3 separate regions of the Homo sapiens genome follow, and all the other regions are linked to region 1. A link is a loop called in an ENCODE intact Hi-C map of the cell type or tissue named here. Cell type or tissue: heart left ventricle. All regions are shown on one strand.

Region 1 (8,000 bases):
TTTTTTTTTTTTTTTTTTTTTTTTTTTGAGATGGAATCTCACTCTTGTTGCCCAGGCTGGAGTGCAGTGGCGTGATCTTGGCTCACTGCAACCTCCGTCCCTTGGCCTCCCAAGTAGCTGGGACTACAGGTGTGTGCCACCACACCTGGCTGATTTTTTTTTTTTTTTTTTTGTATTTTTAGTAGAGACAGGGTTTCACTATATTGGCCAAGCTGATCTCGAAACCCTGACCTTGTGATCCACCCACCTCAGCCTCCCAAAGTGCTGGGATTATAGGCGTGAGCCACCACGCCCGGGCCAAGATGCTATCTCTAAAAACAAAAACAAAAACAAAAAAAACAGACTTCTTAGTGCCACTTCTGTGCATTGCTTTATTCCACAAGAGCCATTGGATGGAGAATCGTGGTGACAGAAAAACAAAACAAAACCAACACAAAAACCTGTGATGTGACTTATGGATTAATTGAGATGAGGATGTTTCCTGGGATTGGTCCAGATGAGAATAGACTGCTCCATTTCTTCCAAACCAGATCCAGAGTTAAAGAGCTTTGGCTGAGCAAACCAGAATAAACTTTGATTCCAGACGCTAAAGAGTACAATTATCATCTAAGGTATACTTACCAGAAAGCCTAAATTCTCACTGTTAGAAGAGTATCATAAGTGAAATAACTCAGAAGCAGAAAATCAAATACCGCATGTCCTCACTGAACAATGGATACACATGGACATACAAATGGAAATAATAGACACTGGCAACTCCAAAAGGCAGGAGGGTGGGATGAAGGTGAGGGTTGAAAGATTACCTATTGGGTACAATGTTCACTATTTGGATGAGGGATGCGTTCACCAGAAGTCCAAATCACATCATTACACAATATATCCATGTGAAATAGTTTGGATGTTTTTTGCCTCTAAATCTCATGTTGAAATGTAATCCTCAGTGTTGGAGATGGGGCCTGGTGGAAGGTGTTTGGGTCATTGGGGTAGACCCCTCATGAATGGCTTGGTGCCCTCCCCATGGTAATGAATGAGTTCTTACTTTATTAGTTACTGTGAAATATGAATGTTTAAAAGAGCCTAGCATCTCTCTTTCTCCCTGTCTCACCATGTGACATGCCTGCTCCCCCTTCACCTTCCACCATGAGTAAAAGCTCCCTGGGGCTTCCCCAGAAGCTGAGCAGATGCTGGTGTCATGCTTGCACAGCCTGCAGAACCATGAACCAAATAAACCTCTTTCCTTTATAAATTACCCAGTCTCAGGTATTCCTTTATAGCAATGCAAAACAGACTAACGCACCATGTAACAAACCTGCACATGTACCTCCTGAATCTAAAATAAAATGTAAAAAAAATTAAAATAAAATGAATACAAAAAGGAAAAAAATTACTTCTAACATGCATGGACACAGCTCTCATTTTTCTCTATCTTACAGTGATGCAAATGGTAGTAAAAGATCCCGAAGTATGCTAGGATTTCTTCTTTTCAATAATTACACCCATCCCTTCCGTAGATATTTTTCAAATATATAAACGAATTTGATTCTGTACAACAATCCTGTGCAGGAAGTACTGATAAGCCAGTATTACTATCCCCATTTCAGACTTGAGAAAGTAAGGCTCAGAATGGGTAATCTGAGTTGACTAAGTTTACTGGCATAATAAATGGAAAACCCAAGTCTACATTATCTGAATCTTGATCCAACACACATTCCCAAATTGCCTTTGGTGAAACATATATACATGCCACGAGACAGGCCTCTCAGGCAGCTGTAATCATGGGTAACCTGCTTTAAGAAAATCTTAGCTACAAACATTTAGATGAAATAATGGGTAAATAATAAAGGAAGGTGATGAATTATTTTGTACTTTAAAAGAGAGTTGTTTTTTGTTTTTTGTTTTTTTTTTCTTTGAGACGGAGTTTCACTCTTGTTGCCCAGGCTGGAGAGCAATGGCACGGTCTAGGCTCACCGCAAACTCCGCCTCCCAGGTTCAAGCAATTCTTTTGCCTCAGTCTCCCGAGTAGCTGGGATTACAGGCATGCACCACCATGCCCAGCTAATTTTATATTTTTAGTAGATACGGGGTTTCTCCATGTTGGTCAGGCTGGTCTCGAACTCCCGACCTCAGGTGATCCACCCGCCTCAGCCTCTCAAAGTGCTGGGATTACAGACATGAGCCACCGCACCCAGCCTATAAAGAGAATTATACGATTTATTTAATTTTTTTGGATTTAAATTTTGAGCACAATAAATGTTTAAATATTTTTTAAAAAACAGTCTTCCCAAATTAAATCCTTGCCGTTTTCCTCTCTGGTCAAAATACCACCCTCTGCTCCCCTTTGACTTTGATTTTTTAATTGACCCCAGTGGACTCTATTAACAACAATGTCTTTGTTGAGCAATTTGGGGATTACATCATGTGGAAGATTGCCCTTTATCCAGCTGTTACAGAATGAACTAAATACCCATGACCCAACTAGATACAACTTAAAGTGCAGAGGATTGGAGAATGTGAGCCTGGAGAATACCAGTCCTGGCTTCCAGCAAACCTAGTGGTTAAGAGGTCATAAGCTAGCTCTGAGTTTGAAACCAAACTCCACGACTTGGTCTTGGGACATTACTTAAATTTTTTAAGACTTCATTTTCTCATCTGTGAAATGTTGTCACGTGTAATATAATGTGTACTCCATATAACAGTAGTGTTATATGAGATATATAGAGAGTGCTTAGCACAATTCCAGGTTCATAGTAAATCCTCAATAAATGTCAGAGTAGATAATTATAATAGTAGCTATTATTATCATTATTCAGGAGAACTGAATCAACACATTAGTCCATCTTAATTTCAGTTCATCTTAAGTCTTAGATTAAACGTGTGAACTTTTGTCTTTACAAAGCCATGTAGGTTTTAAAAAACCAACAAATTCTGCAAATTACTGGGGATAAATACAAACTGGCTGATCAGTGATTTGCTTCAGTATTTTTCCAGGTATTAAAGCTAAACTAAGTTCTCTATTTTCTTGGTAAGGCTGTTCTTTTTCATCTTCAAAAAAATGTCAATCTTTATGCTTTCTTCAGCATTCAGAGACTACACTCCTCAGTTGTGGTTACCTAAAATAATAATTTATGGCTATGCCATTAAATTAAATAGTACATGAAGATTTAGGGATATTCAAGACAGCTGATTTGAAAATATTAAAATTTTTAGAAATTTCTTTGATTACCAAATTTCCTATTTCATTTGCCTTTCTAAATCCCCACACACCCTCCAGAGATGTTGCCTCCATTAGCTATCTAATTACAATTGATAACATTTGGGGAAAATAAGGTTAAAGTTTTTAAAATGATTATTTCATCTTGTGCATGTTGTAAAAGCCAAGAGTGAATATAGAGAAAATGTAAAAAAGAAATAATGGGAGAGTTAAAAAATAATTTTCCTACAAGATAGATAAATATAAATCTACTTTTGGAATTAGAGTCAACAATCAGAGTTAACCATGCCAACATAAACAAAGGGCTTGTGAACCAGCAATTTCTAACACTGGAGATGTAACACTAACATCATCCTGAAGGGGACAGCCTTTTCCTGTTTTCCTGCTTCCTTCTTCCTGGAGAATTGCTTAAAATTTGCTTCATTTTCGCTTGAATGACCAATTACCTGATTTTTGGTCACAAGGGGGGGCTATTTTCTAACTTAACTACCAAAGACTTTGCCATGGAAAAGTCTGAAAATGCAAAAATAATGTTATGTTTCTGCTCCTGTTTCCTATTTGTTTTCCCTTTTTTAAAAAGAGGTCTGTGATTAATAAATTATGTTCAATGATCAGAAATATTCTTTGAGAGAATAACCATTTGATAGAATTAACACTATACTGCTTTAGGTGTTTTAAATGTTAAAAGTTTTTATTTCCTAATTAGCTTTCTAGTCGTAATTGGGAACAAAAATGAAGCAGGTGTGTGTGTGTGTGTGTGTGTGTGTGTGTGTTATTTACAAGTATGCATATTACACTAGACATATATCCTAGTATCTTAAATACCTCTATATGACTTATTCTGATGACGTCCTCAAGATGGACTGAGCATCTGGTTAAAAATGATACTATTTCCTTAAAACCATGTAACTTGAAACTTTTCTAGAAATGACATCACTCCATAGCACAGAGGTCAAGGTATAAATCCCTGACACGGCACACAAAGCCACATCTGCCTTCTGCTTTCCTTTCAAACTAATCTCTCAGCAGCCCAATAGTTTCCCTAGGAACTAATAACACCGATTCATCTAAGGCTCCTAAAGCTGATTCAGCTTGTTGCCTGCACAGGCTCCCTTCCCCCTCCCTGCCCCATGGCCATACACTATGGTAGAGGCAAATCCCAGCTCCAGCCCAAGGTCCAGCCACTGTTGGTCTCATTTCCCACATCAGAGGTTGGTGTAGTTAGGGACAGCAGTGAAATTTGGGCCCATGAGACTAAAGGGGAGTCTACTGGGAAGTTCCTAAGAAAGATTTCCATACTGAGGAAGACAGCATTTCTTTTTCCTTTGACCAGTGTTGTGCCCAGACATAGTGCCTAGCACTGCTGTGGCCATTAGATGACCAGGAGGAGAACCAGCCTGTGGGGAAGGTCAATACGCCAAGGATAGCAAAGCAGAAAGATGAGATGGATCTGTGTTTCCGATGGTGGGTTCTGCCCCTAAATTAACCAATTCTGCTGTCACCCTTCCTCTGGGTTTCTTGTTTGAGCTCATACATTTTCTTACTTTTTTAGGCCATAATGAGTTTATTTTCTGTAGCTATCGGCCAAGAGCATTCTGACAGCTCCCCTAACAAGTGGGATACACTTTTTATGTCTTCATGCTTTTTCCTGAAATACAAGGCAGGATCCCTGTTAGACTAAGGCACCCCATCCATGGTTCAAGGCCAAGTTCAAATTTTGCTTCCTCTATGGAGCTTTCCCTGTCACAGAGAAGCAGAATTAGTTACTTCCTTTTCTAGGTTCAGTTCTATTGCAACTTATCACAATTCATATCTCTCCTTCTCACTGGAGTGTGAAATACCATATACATTTTATAAGAGTGGGAATCGGCCGGGCGCAGTGACTCACACCTGTAATCCCAGCACTTTGGGAGGCCAAGGCGGGCGGATCACAAGGTCAAGAGATCAAGACCATCCTGGCTAACACGGTGAAACCCCATCTCTACTAAAAATACAACAAATTAGCTAGGTGTGGTGGCACGCGCCTGTAGTCCCAGCTACTCAGGAGGCTGAGGCAGGAGAATTGCTTGAACCCGAGAGACGGAGGTTGCAGCGAGCTAAGATCGCTGCACTGCACTCTAGCCTGGGTGACAGAGCGAGACTCCGTCTCAAAAAAAAAAGAAGAGTGGGAATCAGTTACTGTTATCTCCAGTGGCTGCCATGCTGCCTGACCCATAAAGGGTGCTCCATAGATTTTTTTTTTTTTATGACAGAATCTGGCTATGTCACCCAGGCTGGAGTGCAGTGGCACAATCATAACCCACTGCAGCCTTGGCCTCCTGGGGGCTCAAGCAGTTCTCCTGCCTCAGTCTCTTGAGTGGCTAGGACTACAGGTATGCACCACCACATCCAGACATTTTATTTTTTGTAGAGACAGGGACTTGCTATGTATTCTAGGCCGGTCTCGAACTCCTGGTCTTAAGCAATCCTTCCACCTTGGCCTCCTTAAATGTTGGGATTATGGGAGTGAGCCACTGTGACTGGCCAGATATTTCTTATTCACCTCTGCATCTCTAATAACTAGCATCCTTCTGAAGACATAATAGGAGATTAATAAATGCATGTTAAATCAGGCAGTAGTATGTTTTCGTAGTTCTTTATGATGAAGGTGACATAGTTGTGAGATGTGATGGGGACAAGGGATGCCATTAAGGCAATGGACATATTCTTGTGGTGCTAAGAGATTGGACTATGTCCTCTATTTCAACTGCTAAACTTTCCCCAGGGAGTCATTTGTGCCATACTCTTGGTCCTAAGTAAACAGCTGCCATCAAACTAGCAATTCAAAAAAGAACTACTTTAAGTATAAAATATTTAATTTAAAATATATAATACATGATATGCTTCCCATTAGTCCTAGTGGCTAAAAACTATCCGGCCTAATTAGGTCTCACCAGGGCTTAGGAGTTACCAGAGTTTGGACTGTCAAGTTCCAGATTCAACTCAACAAAATTCACCAATATTTGTATTCCTGCTATGTGTCAGGCACTATATTAGTGCTGGGAATCTGGGAATATGAAGTCCTCAGGCAATTAACAGGTTAATGGAAGAAGCAGATACAGTTAACTCTCTGTGGGTTCTGTATCCATGGATTCAACCAACCACAGATCAAAAATATTTGGGAAAAGTATTGCAACTGTAATGAACGTGTACAGACTTTTTTCTTGTCATTATTCCCTAAACAATACAGTGAAGCAATTATTTACATACCACTTACATTGTATTAGGTATTATAAGTCATCTGGAGGTGATTTAGAGTATACAACAGGATGTACATAGGTTATATACAAAGGTTGTATTTTATATCAGGGACTTGAGCAGCCATTAACTGGTATCCAAGAGAGATCTTAGAACCAATCCTCTGTGGATACCAAGGGGCGACTTGACATAAATAAATACATAATATCTAAAACCGAGCAAGTACAAAAAGCTTGGGAAATACAGCTGAGGAACAATGGATTCTGCCTAGGGGCAATGGAAATAACCTCACTTGTATTTCTTTAATGTTTCCTCTTAATCCAAGGAAGGTTTCTTCCTATAATTTGAGTCCTAAATTTGCCCATGCAAAAGTTAGCATGTGACCACTTTCAAAAGCAAAAGTAGAGGTGTTAAGATTTCTAAATTTAACTAAAGCATTTACCCTTCTTATAAATAGTCTATCATTTGTTTCTTTACATTTCTAACCCCTCTCAAAGACAGTATCTGAACTGATAATCAGCTTAGATTTGCATCTTTGGAAAACATAGTTCTGGTAACTGTTTTCATTTTGTGCAAGCTGAAAAGGCTAAAGCAGTGAAATCATATAACAAAAATAAGCACAGTATATTTTAGTATGGTACTATTAAGGGCTACAACTTCATCACCCTAACAAGATTATCTCCTTTCTCTGACTTCATTGTCTATTCATTTGATCACTGACTTAAAGCAATTTGAAATTGCTAACAACTGCTTATACTTTATCTCTCAACTGAAGGGCAGAAACCATGTTTTACTTTATATTCCCTGCTAGCAGATAGTTGGGCAAATATTAGAAATTGGTGAGTGACAGATGCCACATATAGAAAGAGTGCTGGGCTCTGAGTTAGAATACCCACCTTAATTTCCTCGCACTCTTTTGATTAGCTGTATGAACTTGAGCAGGTCATCTTGCCTCTCTAAGCCCATTTCTACATCTATAAAATAGGATATTTTATAAATAACACTCACCTAGTGAGGGCCATTGGGAGCAGCACTAACAGGATAATGCATGTGAAAACAAAACATTGCAAAACATGAGATATATTGTCATACTGGTAAATTCTTACTGAATTGAATATTTTATTTATGTCCCTTGTGGGGATGGAAAAAGGCCCAAAACTACTATAAATGTCAGGGATTATTTATATTTGAAATGGACAGAACAAGTTGCTTTGATCTCTGAGAGGTTATTGCTAATTTCCTTAATGTTAAAATGTAAACTTGGGCCAGGCGCGGTGGCTCACACCTGTAATCCCAGCACTTTGGGAGGCTGAGGCGGAAAGATCACCTGAGCTTAGGAGTTTAAGACCAGCCTGGCCAACATGGTGAAACTCCATCTCTACTAAAAATACAAAAAATTAACCGGACATGTTGCCTGTCGCCTGTAACCCCAGCTTCTCAGGAGGCTGAGGCTGGAGAATTGCCTGAACCCAGGAGGCGGAGGTTGCAGTAAGCCCAGATCGTGCCATTGCACTCTAGCCTGGACGATAAGAATGAAACTTTGTCTCAAAAA
Region 2 (8,000 bases), 160 kb after region 1:
TCATGAATGAGATTAGTGCCTTATAAAAGAAACTCCAGAGAGCTCCCTCATCCGTTCTGCCATGGGCAGACAAAGAGAAGGTAGTTGTTTATGAACCAGGAAGCTAGCTCTCCCAAGTCACCGATCTGCCAGCACCTTGATCTTTGACTCCTCAGCCTCCAGAACTGTAAGAAATACATTTCTAGGCCAGGAGCGGTGGCTCACGCCTGTAGTCCCAGCACTTTGAGAGGCCGAGGTGGGTGGATCACTTGAAGCCAGGAGTTCAAGACCAGCCTAGCCAACGTGATGAAACCCCATCTCTACTAAAAATACAAAAACTAGTTGGGCATGGTGGTGCATGCCTGTAATCCCAACTACTTGGGAGGCTGAGGCACAAGAATCGCCTGAACCCAGGAGGCAGAGATTGCAGTGAGCTGAGATTGCACCACTGCACTTCAGCCTGGGCAACAGAGCGAGACTGAAAAAAAAAAAAGGCCAGGCACAGTGGCTTATGCTTGTAATCCCAACAGTTTGGGAGGCCGAGGTGGGCGGATCACCTAAGTCAGGAGTTCGAGACCAGCCTGGCCAACATGGCAAAATCCTATCTCTACCAAAAATACAAAAATTAGCCGGGTGCAGTGGCATGTGCCTGTTATCCCAGCTATGCAGGAGGCTGAAGCAGAAGAATCGCTTGAACCTGGGAGGCAGAGGTTGCAGTGAGCTGAGATCACACCACTGCCTCCAGCCTCGGTGACACAGTGAGACTCTGTCTCAAAAAAAAAAAAAAAAAATTCTTTTGTTTATAACCTACCTAGTTTATGGTATTCTGTAGAAGCCCAAATGGACTAAAACAGACACTAAACAGCATGATTGAGCTATTTTGACTCACAGTACAGATGCTGAAATTCAAATACACTTCACATGTAAGCATGGTAGGAGATGGGGGAAAAGGTCTTTATATTTATATTTCATATTATCATAGACTATCAGTGTAGGAAGAGCCTTCCACAATCAGTTGGTCCATCCACTCATTTCAAGATACAGAACCTGAGACTCAGGGCTGTTAAGTGACTAAAATTTAGTCTTCATGGATGCTAATATCGTGTTCTTTCCACTACACGGGTACATCCCAAAGTGTCATATATGTCCCTCTAGTGGGACTAGAGTTGGATTTGAAATGATATAACAACTTACATTTTTAATTATAATATATATACTAGTGTATGTATATTATATACATACACTATATATGATACAGTATATATATACACTATATATATTATATATATACTATATATGTATATATTATATATACATATATACACTAGTATATATGTTATAATTAATCTATATATAATTAAATTTATATATAATTCTACTATATATATGTATGCTTTGAAAAAGATGTAACTAGTGGCTGGGTGTGGTGGCTAACACCTGTAATCCCAGCATTTTGGGAGGCTGAGGTGGGCGGATCACCTGAGGTCAGGAGTTCAAGACCAGCCTGGCCAACATGGTAAAACCCCATCTCTACTAAAAATACAAAAAATTAGCCGGGTGTGGTAACTGGCACCTGTAGTCCCAGCTACTCAGGAGGCTGAGGCAGGAGAATCGCTTGAACCTGGGAGGCAGATGTTGCAACGGGCCGAGATCATGCCACCGCACTTCAGCCTGGGCTACAGAGCGAGACTCTATCTCAAAAAAAAAAAAAAAAAAAAAGGAAAAGATGTAACTAACACATCAAACCCATGATTTCAAAGATGGTATTGCTTAGAGTAATAGGTATCTTTTGTTTTTTGTTTTAAATGAGTCGATCTAGGGGAAAACAATAGGCAAATAATAGTACAAGTTGTACATGGGCATAACAAACTGGCGAAGGTCAGAGGTGAATGACTGTGTTTGGGAAACATTGCTGTATATCGAGGGTTGGCAAACTATGGGCCAATTGGTTCACCATCTGTTTTTGTATAGCCCACAAGCTAAGAATGTTTTTTACATTTTAAAATGGTGAGAAAAAAAATCAAAAGAAGAGTAATATTTAATGGCACACAACAATCATATGAAGTTCAAATTTCAGTTTGTAAAATGTTTAATTGGAACGTAGCCATGCCCATTTGTTTCCATATTGTCTCTGGCTGCTTTTGCACTATAACAGCAGGGTTGAGTAGATGCAACAGACACTGTAAGGCCTGTAAAGTCCAAAATATTTACCTTCTGGCTCCATATCATGCTGCCTCCTTCATTGAATTAAATCTCTGCATCAGACTACACCCTTGAAAATGTACAGATTTATTAATGAATCCACTTAAATTGTTTTAGTGGAATGAGCCTCTGCTATGTGAACTGTAGATTTGGGCTTCAGTTACACTATCTATTAAAATGAAGAGGGTCAGGTTAGATTATCTCTAAGATCATTATGCAAGGGTACTTTATTGTTCATAAATGTAAAATCACACAAGGCATTTTAATTAAAATTCTTGCAATTTTAGCCATTACCAGAGAATGGAAACAGCAGGAAAAGGAAGAAAATATAGAAAAAAACTGAGTAAAGGGGATTTTCTTCAGAAGGTGAATTTTCTAAAGGACTGCGCTGTCTCTAGCAATATCAAAAACTGTAAGGAAAGTATCTCCTACCTCCACTAAACCTTGCAGAATTCTGACACACATGACGCATCCGTAATGCACTCTGGCTGCAGAGGGAATAAACATGTTCAGAGTCGATGTTAAGAAGATGGCAGCTCCAAAGACCCTGGGGGACCAAAGCATTGTGTTATTCGGCAGGTCTGCTGATGGATGTGCTACTTCAGCTAAGCACCAGAAACAAACCTAACAGTTCATGAAAGATCCCTGTGGAAATCCCTGTGGAAAGATCGTACCTGTAATCCCAGCACTTTGGGAGGCTGAGGTGGGTGGATCACCTGAGGTCAGGAGTTTGAGACCAGCCTGGCCAACATGGTGAACCCCATCTCTACTAAAAATACAAAAAATTAGCCAGGCATGGCGGCTGGCACCTGTAATTTGGAGAAATAGATGTGTTAGGGTCTAGTGCACCCCAAGCTAGACTCTTGGGCTTCTTTGATTCCCAAGCTCTGGCCCCTGGACCAACTATGAACAAATTTTTGGTGGCACAGGGATGTCCTGCCTGGATGATGTCCTGAAAAGTTGGAGATTGGCCAGGTTCAGGTAAGCTTGCTAGAGACCTACCATCCTGCCTGGTTCCCCACCGACTGATCTTTTCTGACTGTTACTGTATGTTTGAGGTTGTTTCCTGCTTCCCAGAGTCAGAAACACTGACTATCCAAGAAGCATTGTATGTCCTGGGACCAGCCAAGCACAAGACAGGTTGTGTACCTGTCTTAGCTCCCATTTCCTGGCCAGCTCAGGGTGCCCTGGGAAAAGAGAGCAAGCAGCATTTTCTTCCCCTCTCACTTATGTTGATGATGTTTCCACTCTTTTTATGTGCTGGGAAATTAGATTATGTGTGATTTTTTTTCAAGGCTGAGGTGTAAGCGGTAACCCAGGAAACCATAGCAACCAATATTTTATCACTTTTTAAAAAGAATACAATAGATAACTAACAATAAATAAAAGACATAAATTAGACAAGAACCTAAATAAATATATGCTTATTCCTATTTAGATCTTATGGTAGTGGCTTCCAATTTTTTTACCTTAACCCATAAACAAAATATATTTTATATTGCAACCCAGTCCATACTCATACATACAAATGTAACTGAAACAAGTCTCAAAAACCAATATTTACCCTTATGTGCAATGCATTCAGATATTTTCTATTTTATTCTATTTGATTATCTTTTCTTCTATTTCTCTCTTTTTTAAAAATGCTCATTGGTAAATCATTATATTGTTTTCACAACTATCTAATGAGTTGTGCTTTAGAATTTGAAAAAAAAAACCACTTTTTAAAAATGGAATGCACTTCATGAAATCCATTTATGGAAAGTCATATGGGAAATACAATTGGAAGCGACCTGGAGAGATTTAGTTCACTCCTTTTCTAATACATGATACATTCTACAACATCTCCCCCAAGTGGCCATCCTCCTCTGCTTGAATACCTCCGGTGACAGAGAACTCACTGCTTCTTGAGACAGCTCACTCTGTTCTTGGGTACTTTTAATTGCTCAAACACCCACTACAGAGTCTCAAGGACATTAGAGACACATCTTGCAGTCTAGAGGCAAGCCCCCACCACTCATCTGAGAAAACCTTTATGGTACTGGGTGATATTAACCTAAGATTACAGAATGTCACTGGTCAAGGGGAACTGAAATACAATCTAGTCCAATGTTTCATTTCACAGATGAAGAAACTGAGGCCCAGGGAGGGAAGGAAAGTGACTCAATAGAGGTCACCCAGTGATCCAGTTAGGGGGCAGGAACCATTTCTCCTGACTCAGAGTTGATTGGTCTTTTTACCACATAATCACTTGAAGAGTTGCAAGGTAAATTTAATTGGATGAAAAACGAAATAAAAAGAAACTCTTGACTGGGCGCTGGTGTCTCACACGCCTGCAATCCCAGTACTTTGGGAGGCTAAGGCGGGTGGATCACTTGAGGTCAAGAGTTTGAGATCAGCCTGGCCAACATGGTGAAACCTCGTCTCTACCAAAAATACAAAAGTTAGCTGGGTGTAGTGGTGCACACTTTTAATCCCAACTGTTCAGGAGGCTGAGGAACCAGAGTTGCTTGAATGCCGAGTGGGGTGGGGGAGGGGGTGGGGCAGAGGTTGCAGTGAGCCAAGATCACACCACTGCACTCCAGCCTGGGTGACAGAGTGAGACACCGTCTCAAAAATAAAAATAAAAATAAATTAAGATCAGGGTCATTTGGGATCAGTATCTGTGAATTGCATCTATCCAGATGGCTCCTGTTTTTCATTCTGCACCCCCAAATTGAGAGCCAGCTATGCAGAATTTATAGGTACAAAGCCACATTTCATTGGTTTGTATCATGTTATATCAATTTATCTTACCTGTTAGCAGCAAACTTGTTTGAAATGAAACCACCTGGAATTTGTGTCATAATATAGCCCCAGAAAAAAGATCCATGGATAAGGCCCACTGTTTCTGGATCCCAGTTAAACTGTGCTGTCTGGAAATGAGAAATCAGATATAGTTGTGTTTGTTAGAAAAAGGCTGACAACCATTTTTTACCAATGAGCCTACACAATAATTACCTCATGAGGTCTTTCTTTTTTCATTTATTTAACACATACTTATGGAGGGCATCTTACATACTTGGGGATAGCAGCAAGCAAAAGTCCTGGGCCAGGCGTAGTGGTGTGTGCCTGTAGTCCCAGTTATTTAGGAGGCTGAGGTGGGACCTCAGCCTGGCTTGAGCCTCCTGGCTTGAGCCCAGGAGGTCAAGGCTGCAGTGAGCCAAGATAGTGCCAATGCACTCCAGCCTGGGCAACAGAGTGAAACCCCATCTTAAAAAACAAAACCGGCCGGGTGCGGTGGCTCACACCTGTAATCCCAGCACTTTGGGAGGCTGAGGCGGGTGGATCACGAGGTCAGGAGATCCAGACCATCCTGGCTAACACGGTGAAACCCCATCTCTACTAAAAATACAAAAAAAATTAGCCGGGCGTGGTGGCGGGCACCTGTACTCCCAGCTACTCAGGAAGCTGAGGCAGGAGAATGGCATGAACCTGGGAGATGGAATTTGCAGTGAGCTGAGATTGCACCACTGCATTCCAGCTTGGGCAACAGAGTGAGACTCCATCTCAAAAAAAAAAATGAAACAAACAAACAAAAGTCCCTGCTCTCATAGATTTCACCTTGTAATAAGAGATTATGTACAAATTTAAATATATATGTATTTATATTAATGGTCATGGTGACTCACACCTGTAATCCCAATGCTTTGGAAGGCCTAGGCAAGAGGATTACTTGAGGCCAGGAGCTCAAGACCAGCCTGGGCAACGTGGCGAGACCCCATCTCTACAAAAAATCAAAAATCTAGCCAGCTAGGCCAGGTGCAATGGCTCACGCCTGTAATCCCAGCACTTTGGGAGATAGAGGTGGGTGGATCATTTGAGGTCAGGAGTTTGAGACCAGCCTAGCCAACATGGTGAAATCCCATCTCTACTAAAAATATAAAAATCAGCTGGGTGTGGTGGCAGACGCCTGTAATCCCAGCTACTTGGGAGGCTGAGGCAGGAGAATCACTTGAACCCAAGAGGCAGAGGTTGTAGTGAGCCAAGATCACACCACTACACTCCAGCCTGGGTGACTGAGAGAGACTCCATCTCAATAGTAATAATAATAATAATAATAATAATAATACAAATCTAGCCAGGTGTGGTGGTGTGTGCCTGTAGTCCTAGCTACTCAGGAGGTTGAGATGGGAGGATCCCTGGAACCCAGGAGTTGGTCAAGGTTAAGGTAAGCTACAAACACACACTGCACTCCAGTGGGAGTGACAGAGCAAGCTCCTGTCTCTAAAAATACATATATCTAATGTGTGTGTCTCTCTCTCTATATATATATAATATATATAATGTGTGTGTATATATGTATATACACAGAGAGAAAAAACACAAAATAGCAATGAATGCTAAGGAGAAAATAAAATAGCTTGTGAATAAAACAAAAAATGGGGTTTTGGGGGGCTACTAAGTTATTTACTACATTATTCAGATGCCAGTTTTGTGATAGCACAAAGAGAATTAGAGTCTTAAGTCTCTCATTTCTTAATGAGGACAATAAAGCCCATTCTACCTATCCATAGGATGTGTGGGGATAAATGGCATGAATATTTCTAGTAGGTTATCTCTCTGCTTAGAGATTTTGCATGTAACAGATTAGGATAGTGACTGGCACACAGTGTAGACTCAATAAATGTTAGCAGCCATTACTGATACTATGCTGATGGCAATAGCAACAACACAACCTTCCACAACCCTTAGGCCATTGAAAATGTGATTCTCTAGGGCTGGAATCCCTTTCCTCATATTCTTTCCCAGGTAAAGTAACTCATTCTTTTTAGACTCATTGTAAATGGTCCTTCCTCAGAGGAAACTTCCTGAATCCCGAAAATTGAACTGGTCCCTTTTTCTTGGGCTTGTCTTACAGACCTTTGGTCCCACAGCCATGGCACCAACACAGTGCTGTCTTCAGTGAATGGACATCCACATGTCAATTTCCCACACAGGGCACCAAGAAACTCTAAGATAGCAGCCATGTCCTGTTTGACTTATAGTCTTAGTACCTAAATCAAACGCCTGGGAACATAGAAGGTACAAGTGTGTATTCGCCAAATGAATGAATAAATGAATGGCTTTGTAAAGCTTTTTGATATCAAAATGCAAATATGGAGTAAGAGGGTTCCTAATTATCAACATACTATGTTTTATAAATTTTCATCACTGCTTATCTTATTTTCCTGTCACAAGTTATTACATATTTATCCGCCCATCTGTTCAACGTTCGTCCTGTGCTTCCTGAATGCAATGTTAGGTGCTGGACAGTGTAAATACAGACTCAAACAAGCATTGTCTTTGCCTTCTAGGAGCTCACAGTCCAAGCCACTTTGGCCTATACTCTCTATTTCTCATTTTACGGATTAGAAAGTTGAAGCTCAATGGTAAAAAGGAACTAGCTAGCTATCATTAATTCAAATCAGCTCACCAAATCTGTATTTTGTGTTTATTGTGTAACACGCATAGTTCTATGCACTGGGGTACAGCAGTGAACAGCTGTAGTGACTCCTGCCATTTTGAAGATGCCAGTGGAGATAGCAGGTGATAAACAATTACAGGCAGAGTTAGATGGTAACCAGCAATAAGATGAAAAAATAAAGAAGGGAAGGGAATATGAAGTGTTGGATGGCAGTGTGGTGGGGTAAATTTTAGATAGAACGGCCAGGGAAGTCTTCACTGAGAAGATGAGTTTTAAGTAAAGACCTAAAGAAAGGAAGGGAGCAAGTCATATGGTCATTTGAGATGTGAGCTTTCCAGGCAGAGAAACAGCAAGTACAAGGGACCCAAGGTAG
Region 3 (8,000 bases), 320 kb after region 1:
GGCTGAGGCAGGAGAATTGCTTGAACCCAGGAGGTGGAGGTTGCAGTGAGCTGAGATCACACCGCTGCACTCCAGCCTCAGCAATAGGGAGAGACTCTGTCTCAAAAAAACTAACAAACAAAAATTCTCAACTAAGAGTCTGTGAAAAGGTTTCAAAGGGCCAAAGTACAATACACTTTCTGAAACTGTAGGCAGTTTTTTGTGTATCTGTGCTTATGGCATCTTTCTAGGAAGACAATCCATGGCTGTCAGCAAATTTTCACGAGGGCTGTGGCGCAAGCACAGTAAGAACCACTGGGTTCAAGAATCTAAAAGTCTTTATTGATGTATATTTATATATTTCCTAAATTTTGCTTTTACCTTATGGATAAACTATTAAATATCCCAATGTTATATTAACATAAGAGCATTGGCTGGATGTGGTGGCTCATGCCTATAATCCCAGCACTTTGGGAGGCTGAAGTGGGTAGATGCCTTGAGCCCACGAGTTCCAAGACCAGCCTGCACAACATGGCAAAACCCCATCTCTAGTAAAAATGCAAAAATTAGCCAGGTACAGTGGTGGGTGCCTATAGTCCCAGCTGCTCAGGAGGCTAAGGTAGGAGGATCACTTGAGCCCAGGAGCAGAGGTTGCAGTGAGCTGAGATTATGCCACTGCACACCAGCCTGGGCAAAAAAAAAAAAAAAAAGCACTAAGCTAGATGACTTTTAAGTTCTTCCTACTTAAAAAAAAAGAAAGGCTGGGTGTGGTGGCTCACACCTGTAATCCCAGCACTTTGGTAGGCCAAGGCAGGCAGATGACCTGAGATCAGGAGTTCGAGACCAGCCTGGCCAACATGGTGAAACCCCGTCTCTACTAAAAATACAAAAAATTAGCCGGGAGTGTTGGTGCATGCCATCTACTTGGGAGGCTGAGGCAGGAGAATTGCTTGAACCCGGGAGGCAGATGTTGCCGAGATGGTGCCATCGCACTCCAGCCTGGGTGATGGAGCGAGACTCTGTCAAAAAAAAAAAAAGCAACCCAATTATATGACACTGGAAGATAAAACTGCCCTAATCTGCATATTTTTTTTTTTTAAGTTGGGGAGGAAGTTAGTATACTTCCAGTGGAAGACCTGAGAGGGTACCTGAAGAGATACCGGGAAAATATTGGAAACATGCCACCAAGCCCTCTTCGATAGAAGTCTCCTTATTTGGAAAGTTGCCATTTTAATGTTCAGTGTGAATCAGGTAGGGATTTGCTAGTCATCACTATGAATGGTGGATACTTTGACAAATGCTTTAAGGATATTACCATGTTGTTGCGTCTGCTGTTCAGAAAATTATAACCTTAGACAAATATCTTTGCACTGAGCCTCAGTTTTTTAAAAATCTCTAAAATAAAAATACACATGCACAGATTTGTATTTTTAAGATCGAGCTATTCCTTTAATAGTTTAAGGTTGAAACAAAGAAATAAAAAATGAAATAAATTAAAAAAAATTTTTTAAGATTGGGCCAGATAATACCAAAGGTACCTTCCAACTCTTCGATGGATAACAGTCATCTGTCCATCTGTAAATAGTGGGTTCGTGAGGGAGAATCTGTGATGTGGTAACAGGAATATGGGCTCTGAAGTCTACAATTCAATGCAATTTCCATTAAAATACTACCATCATTCTTTACAGAACTAGAAAAAATAAAAATCCTAGGCTAGGTGCAGTGGCTCACACCTGTAATCCCAGCACTTTGGGAGGCCAAGGTGGGTGGATCACCTGAGGTCAGGAGTTCGAGTCCAGCCTGGCCAACATGGTGAAAACCCATCTCTACTAAAAATACAAAAATTAGCTGGGTGTGGTGGCACACGCCTGTAGTCCCAGCTACTTGGGAGGCTGAGGCAGGAGAATCACTTGAACTTGGGAGGTGGAGGTTGCGGTGAGCCGAGATCACGCCACTGCACTCCAGCCTGGCTGGCAACAGAACGAGACTCTGTTTCAAAAAAAAAAAAAAAGAAAAAGAAAATCCTAAAATTCATATGGAAAGAAAAAAGAGCCTGCATAGCCAAAGCAAGACTAAGCAAAAAGAACAAATCTGGAGGCATCACAGTACCTGATTTTAAACTATACTATAAGGCCATAGTCACCAAAACAGCATGGTACTAGTATAAAAATAGGCACATAGACCAATGGAACAGAATAGAGAACCCAGAAATAAACCCAAATACGTATAGCCAACTGATCTTCGACAAAGCAAACAAAAACAGAAAGTGGGGAAAGGACACCCTCTTCAACAAATGGTGCTAGGATAATTGGCAAGCCACATGTAGGAGAATGAAACTGGATTCCTCATCTCTCACCTTATACAAAAATCAACTCAAGATGGATCAAGGACTTAAATCTAAGAACTGAAACTTTGAAAATTCTAGAAGATAACATGGGAAAAACTCTTCTAGACATTGGCTTATGCAAAGATTTCATGACCAAGAACCCAAAAGCAAATACAATAAAAACAAAGATAAATAGGTGGGACTTAATTAAACAAAAGCGCTTTTGCACAGCAAAAGGAACAGTCTGCACAGTAAACAGAGAACCCATAGAGTGGGAGAAAATCTTTATACATCTGACAAAGTGCTAATATCCAGAATCTACAAGGAACTCAAACAAATCAGTAAGAAAAAAACAATCCCATCAAAAAGTGGGCTAAGGACATGAATAGAAAATTCTCAAAAGAAGATATACAAATGACCAACAAACATATGAAAAAATGCTCAACATCACTAGTAATTAGGGAAATATAAATCAAAACCACAATGCAATACTACCTTACTCCCACAGAATGGTCATAATAGAAAAATAAAAAAAAAATAGATGTTGGCATGGATGTGGTGAACAAGGAACACTTCTACATTACTGGTGGGAATGTAAACTAGTACAGCCACTATGGAAAACGGTGTGGAGATTCCTTAAAGAACTAAAAGTAGAACTATCATTTGATTTAGCAATCCCACTACTGGGTATCTACCCAGAGGAAAAGAAGTCATTATACCAAAAAGATACTTGCTCACACATGTTTATAGCACCACAATTCACAATTGCAAAAATACGGAACCAGCCCAAATGCCCATCAATCAACAAGTGGATAAACAAAGTGTGGTATATGCATACAATGGAATACTATGCAGCCATAAAAAGGAATGAATTAAGGGCATTCGCAGCAACCTGGATGGGATTGGAGACCATTATTCTATGTGAAGTAACTGAGGAATGGGAAACCAAACATCGTATGTTCTCCTTCATAAGTGGGAGCTAAGCTATGAGAATGCAAAGGCCTAAGAGTGATACAGTGGGCCAGGCATGGTGGCTCATGCCTGTAATCCCAACACTCTGGGAAGCTGAGGCAGGTGGATCACCTAAGGTCAGGAGTTCAAGACCAGCCTAGCCAACATGGTGAAACCCGTCTCTACTAAAAATACAAAAATTAGCCAGGCGCAGTGGCGGGCACCTGTAATCCCAGCTACTTGGGAGGCTGAGATAGGACAATTGCCTGAACACAGGAGATGGAGGCTGTAGTGAGCCGGGATCATGCCACTGCACTCCGGCCTGGGTGACAGAGCAAGACTCCATCTTGGGGGAAAAAAAAAAAAGAATGATACAGTGGAGTTTGGGGACTTGGGGGTGAAAGGGTGGGAAAGGGGTAAGGGATAAAAGGCTACAAATTGGGTTCAGTGTATACTGCTGGGGGGATGGGTGCCCCAAAATCTCACAAATCACCACTAAAAAGCTTATTCATGTAACCAAATACCACCTGTTCCCCAAAAACCTATGGAAATGAAGAATTTTTAAAAAGAGAATAAAAAAAAAAAAAAAACCTTAAAAGAAAAAAAGAATATGGGCTCTGGAATCATAGACCTGGATTTACGATTTGACCTGTTTGGGTTAAAAGGGAAAATACTATCAGATGAGTATTCTAGATTAGGATAAAATATAGTTTAGAAATAGAATTACCAGAAGTCAGAGTTGTTAAGCATACTTTAAATATCTTATTTTGTTATCATTTAAATTGAGTATTTCCTACAACATTCTCTAATGGAGCTTATTTTTATCAACGTGTACATATATATGTATATGTATGTGTATATACATATATATATATACACACACATACATCCATACTACTACTCAATGAAACTTGTAAACAGTGAAACGTTTGTAAACAATGAAACTTGTTTACAAAGAAACTGACTTCTACTGAATAGTTTTTGAAGGTTCTGAGGCATTAATTTCCAAAGGGAAATTTCTAACCAAGCATTGCCATGCCACCTAGTGACAGCTTCATAAAGCACAGTTATTAGGCTTAAAAAGAATTAAGTTCCCAAGGGTATCATCATTCAATGTTAGGCTAAACAGTTTGGAGGGACTTACGTGTAAAGCATTTTTTTCTCTGTATAAATAAATCCAGCTTCAATTACTGGAAAGCTTTGCTCCTGATAGAATATTCAGTAAATTTCCATGACCATTAACGGTCTGATTCATAACACTTGAGACTGTTTAAACTTCTTAGATTATTCGGTCTCTACGAGATGACAAAGATTGTTTGCTTGACCAAACTTTAGTCAGGCTCCTGAATCTTCTTCTAGTCCCATCTGTGCTCTTCCTTGTAAAATCCCATTTTAGCAAAGAACCCTGCTGTGTCAGTTTAGCAAGAAGCCCCCACCGTCAATATCTGATCATACTCAATATCCAATCAGGTTCCTCATCCTTCATCATTCCCCAAAGGTTATGTGTCATCATCCTGGCCAGTCTTCAGCGAGAATCCTGTTAGGTCAGTTCAGCCAGAATCTCCCTTACCCTTGAGGTTTTTCTCTGAGTAATTTTCCATTCATTGACCCCTGACCTGCTTCTTGGCTATAAATTCCCACCACTTGGCCATGCCGTACCCAGATTTGAGGCTAGTATCTCTCTCTGACTGCAAAATCCCATAGCAGTGGTCCCTGTACCTATTTTGATGGTCCTGAATAAAATCATCTTTTAACAAGTATCATTGAACAATTTTTTTTGTTGACAGGTACTATCCACATAAATAAAAGTTTGGTTTTTTGTTTGTTTGTTTCTGGAGACAGGGTCTAACTCTGTCACTCAGGCTGAAGTGCAGTGGTGTAATCATGGCTCACCACAGCCTCAACCTCCTGGGTTCAAGTGATTCTCCCACCTCAGCCTCCTGAGTAGCTGGGACTACAGGCACATGCCACCAAGCCCAGCTAGCTTTTTTTTAAGAGACAGGGTTTCGCCATGTAGCCCAAGCTCATAAAAGATTTTCTAACTCCAAAAAAAATTTTTTTTTGAGACAAAACGTTTTTCTTCTTATATAACTTTTATACATAAAGAATTCAAGACTGAAATCTGTTATTGAGATCTTTTTCCTGGAAATCTTTCCTTCCGGTACACTCTACAAGTAGATTGCAAGTGCTTCTATTTGCTGATTCCTTGCATGCTAAAAAGATTTTTGGAACACAAAAACCAAAAAAGTTGGGGCTGAAGCCTCATCTCTGATGCTTAGCAACCCTATAACCAATGATGCTACCTAATAATTCATTCATGAGTATAATCATTCAGCTTTTCAGCTATGCCAGGTATGATGTAGGAGACATAAAGTGGATGTCATAGTCCCACCCTTGGAAAAGTAACTCTAATACAAAGAACATAAACATGACATTAACAACGTAGTAATGTATAGAGGTATGAAGACAGAACTCTATACAACTATTTTATTATGGCATCTGAAAGAGAAGCAGTATTTAAAGTTGGTCGTGAAATCTGAATGGGAGTTAGAATTTGTAACAGCATCTCTGGAAGAGGGACGAGAATGTTTAAAGGGACTGGGTTGCCGAGAACATTTTATACATATTTCCATCTTTCAGGGGGCTGTATGCATATGCATACATGAAAATTATATATATGTATGTATATAGGAGTGGCAGCTTGGGTTAGAAAGATGAGGAGTTGAGAGTAAATTTAACTTTGATATGTTTAGGGTGAGATACTTGTGAACATCTAAATTGAAGGTGTGGTAAAGCATAAACTTCAAAATTAGACCCACCTGTGTTTGACTCGCAAGTCCACTACCTAATGTGACCTTGAACAGTTTACTCGTTGTTTTGAACCTAGGTTTTCTCATTTGCAAAATGGAGCTAGTATACAATTGTTGCAGTTAGGATTAAATGATATGTACATACATTGCCTGTCACAGGTTACACTATTTTAATAAGTGCTATCCTCTCACCCGCCAGGCCTGTTTCTTTTTTTGTGTTTGTTTTGTTTTGTTTTGTTTTGTTTTTGAGATGGAGTTTCCCTCTTGTTGCCCAGGCTGGAGTGCAATGGCGCGATCTCGGCTCACCACAACCTCCTGCCTCCCAGGTTCAAGCGATTGTTCTGCCTCAGACTCCCAAGTAGCTGGGATTACAGGCATGCGCCACCACGCCTGGCTAATTTTGTATTTTTAGTAGAGATGGGGTTTCTCCAAGTTGGTCAGGCTGGTCTCAAACTCCCGACCTCAGGTGATCCGCCCACCTTGGCCTCCCAAAGTGCTGGGATTACAGGCGTGAGCCACCGTGCCCAGCCTTAGGCCAGTGTTTCTCAAAGTGGCCCAAGGTCTACCTGCACCAGAATCACCTGGAGTGCTTGTTACACAATGACGCCTTTCCATACCTAATAAATTAATTTACTGAGATGGAGCTTGAAACTCTGAAATTTAACCGTCACATTGGAGTTGTGAGGTATATAAATTATGTTAATTAACCCATATACAAAGATTTTTTTTTTTTTTTGAGACGGAGTCTTGCTCTGTCGCCCAGGCTGGAGTGCAGTGGCGCGAACGTGGCTCACTGCAACCTCCACATCCTGGGTTCAAGCTATTCTCTAGTCTCAGCCTCCCTAGTAGCTGGGATTACAGTTGCGTGCCACCATACCTGGCTAATTTTTGCATTGTTTTTTAGTAGAGACAGGGTTTCACCATGTTGGCCAGGCTGGTCTCAAACTCCTGACCTCAGGTGATCTGCCTGCCTTGGCCTCCCAGAGTGCTGGGATTACAGGCGTGAGCAACTGCACCTGGCAAAGACTTCTAATTACACAACTGTTCACTGACTCAAGTTTCTATTAGCATTTTCCTTTAGGCTAAAAATATGAAACCACTTAACCTTTTGTCAGAAAGAATATGATACTTCGAAAGTTAAAAATGAATATATGAGACATTTTCCTAATAATTCTTTTTTTTTTTCTGAGGCAGGATCTCTCTCTGACACCCATGCTGGAGTGCAGTTGTGTGATCTCAGCTCACTGCAACCTCTGCCTCTCAGGTTCAAGCGACTCTCCCGCCTCAGCCTCCTGAGTAGCTGGTACTACAAGCGTGACCCACCACACCTGCCTAAATTTTGTATTTTTAGTAGCAATAGGGTTTCACCATTTTCCTAATTCTTAAAGTGCAAGTTCAGAGTAAAACTAGGTGCTTTAAAGATGGCTCAAGGATGCTAAATACTAACCATTAAATTAGCAACAAAAAGTTAATAAAACATTAAAATTGACAAAGATATTTTGATAAAGTTATTCCTTTGTTTTATTTGTTGTGTGTTTTATTGTAAGATTGTCACTAGGGGCCAGACATGGTGGCTCACACCTGTAATACCAGCACTTTGGGAGTCTGAGGCAGGCAGATTGCTCGAGCCCAGGAGTTGGAGACCAGCCTGGGCAACATGGCAAAACCCCATCTCTACAAAAAATTTGCCAGGCGTGGTGGTGGACACCTGTAGTCCCATCTACCCAGAAGGCTAAGGTGGGAAGATCACTTGCTGTGAGGAGTGATTGAGCCACTGCACTCTAGCCTGGATGACAGAATGTGACCCTGACACACACACACACACACACACACACACACACACACACACACACACACACACTCTAAAAAAATTTGCCGGGCACAGTGGCTCACACCGGTAATTACAGCACTTTGGGAGGCCAAGGCGGCTGGAT

Evidence for each region. Hi-C counts contacts between places; a loop is a spot of excess contacts. Peaks named below come from ENCODE experiments on the same cell type or tissue, not always from the same donor. Only the 100,000 strongest peaks of a DNase experiment are listed, where the experiment ranks them.
Region 2: a loop joins it to region 1, with 3 times the contacts of the local background. A loop is called at or near these places in 19 of 110 quality-filtered maps.
Region 3: a loop joins it to region 1, with 9 times the contacts of the local background. A loop is called at or near these places in 81 of 110 quality-filtered maps.

What each region holds. Positions count from the first base shown.
Region 1 is chr12:100,550,377-100,558,376 of GRCh38, reverse strand. All of the region lies in intron 9 of NR1H4 (nuclear receptor subfamily 1 group H member 4), which reads right to left. Among named protein-coding and RNA genes, the nearest start is that of GAS2L3, 19 kb to the left of the region's middle. In heart left ventricle, a CTCF peak has its summit at 3,597; no DNase peak of the experiment used is centred here; H3K27ac peaks cover 270 bases.
Region 2 is chr12:100,388,097-100,396,096 of GRCh38, reverse strand. It overlaps SLC17A8 (solute carrier family 17 member 8), which reads right to left. Exons shown (of 12, transcript NM_139319.3): 3 at 4,978-5,096; 4 at 2,614-2,728. Among named protein-coding and RNA genes, the nearest start is that of SLC17A8, 35 kb to the right of the region's middle. In heart left ventricle, a CTCF peak has its summit at 4,041 (motif pointing left); no DNase peak of the experiment used is centred here.
Region 3 is chr12:100,231,198-100,239,197 of GRCh38, reverse strand. It overlaps a transcript of DEPDC4 not described here. Among named protein-coding and RNA genes, the nearest start is that of DEPDC4, 32 kb to the left of the region's middle. In heart left ventricle, a CTCF peak has its summit at 4,313 (motif pointing left); no DNase peak of the experiment used is centred here; H3K27ac peaks cover 247 bases.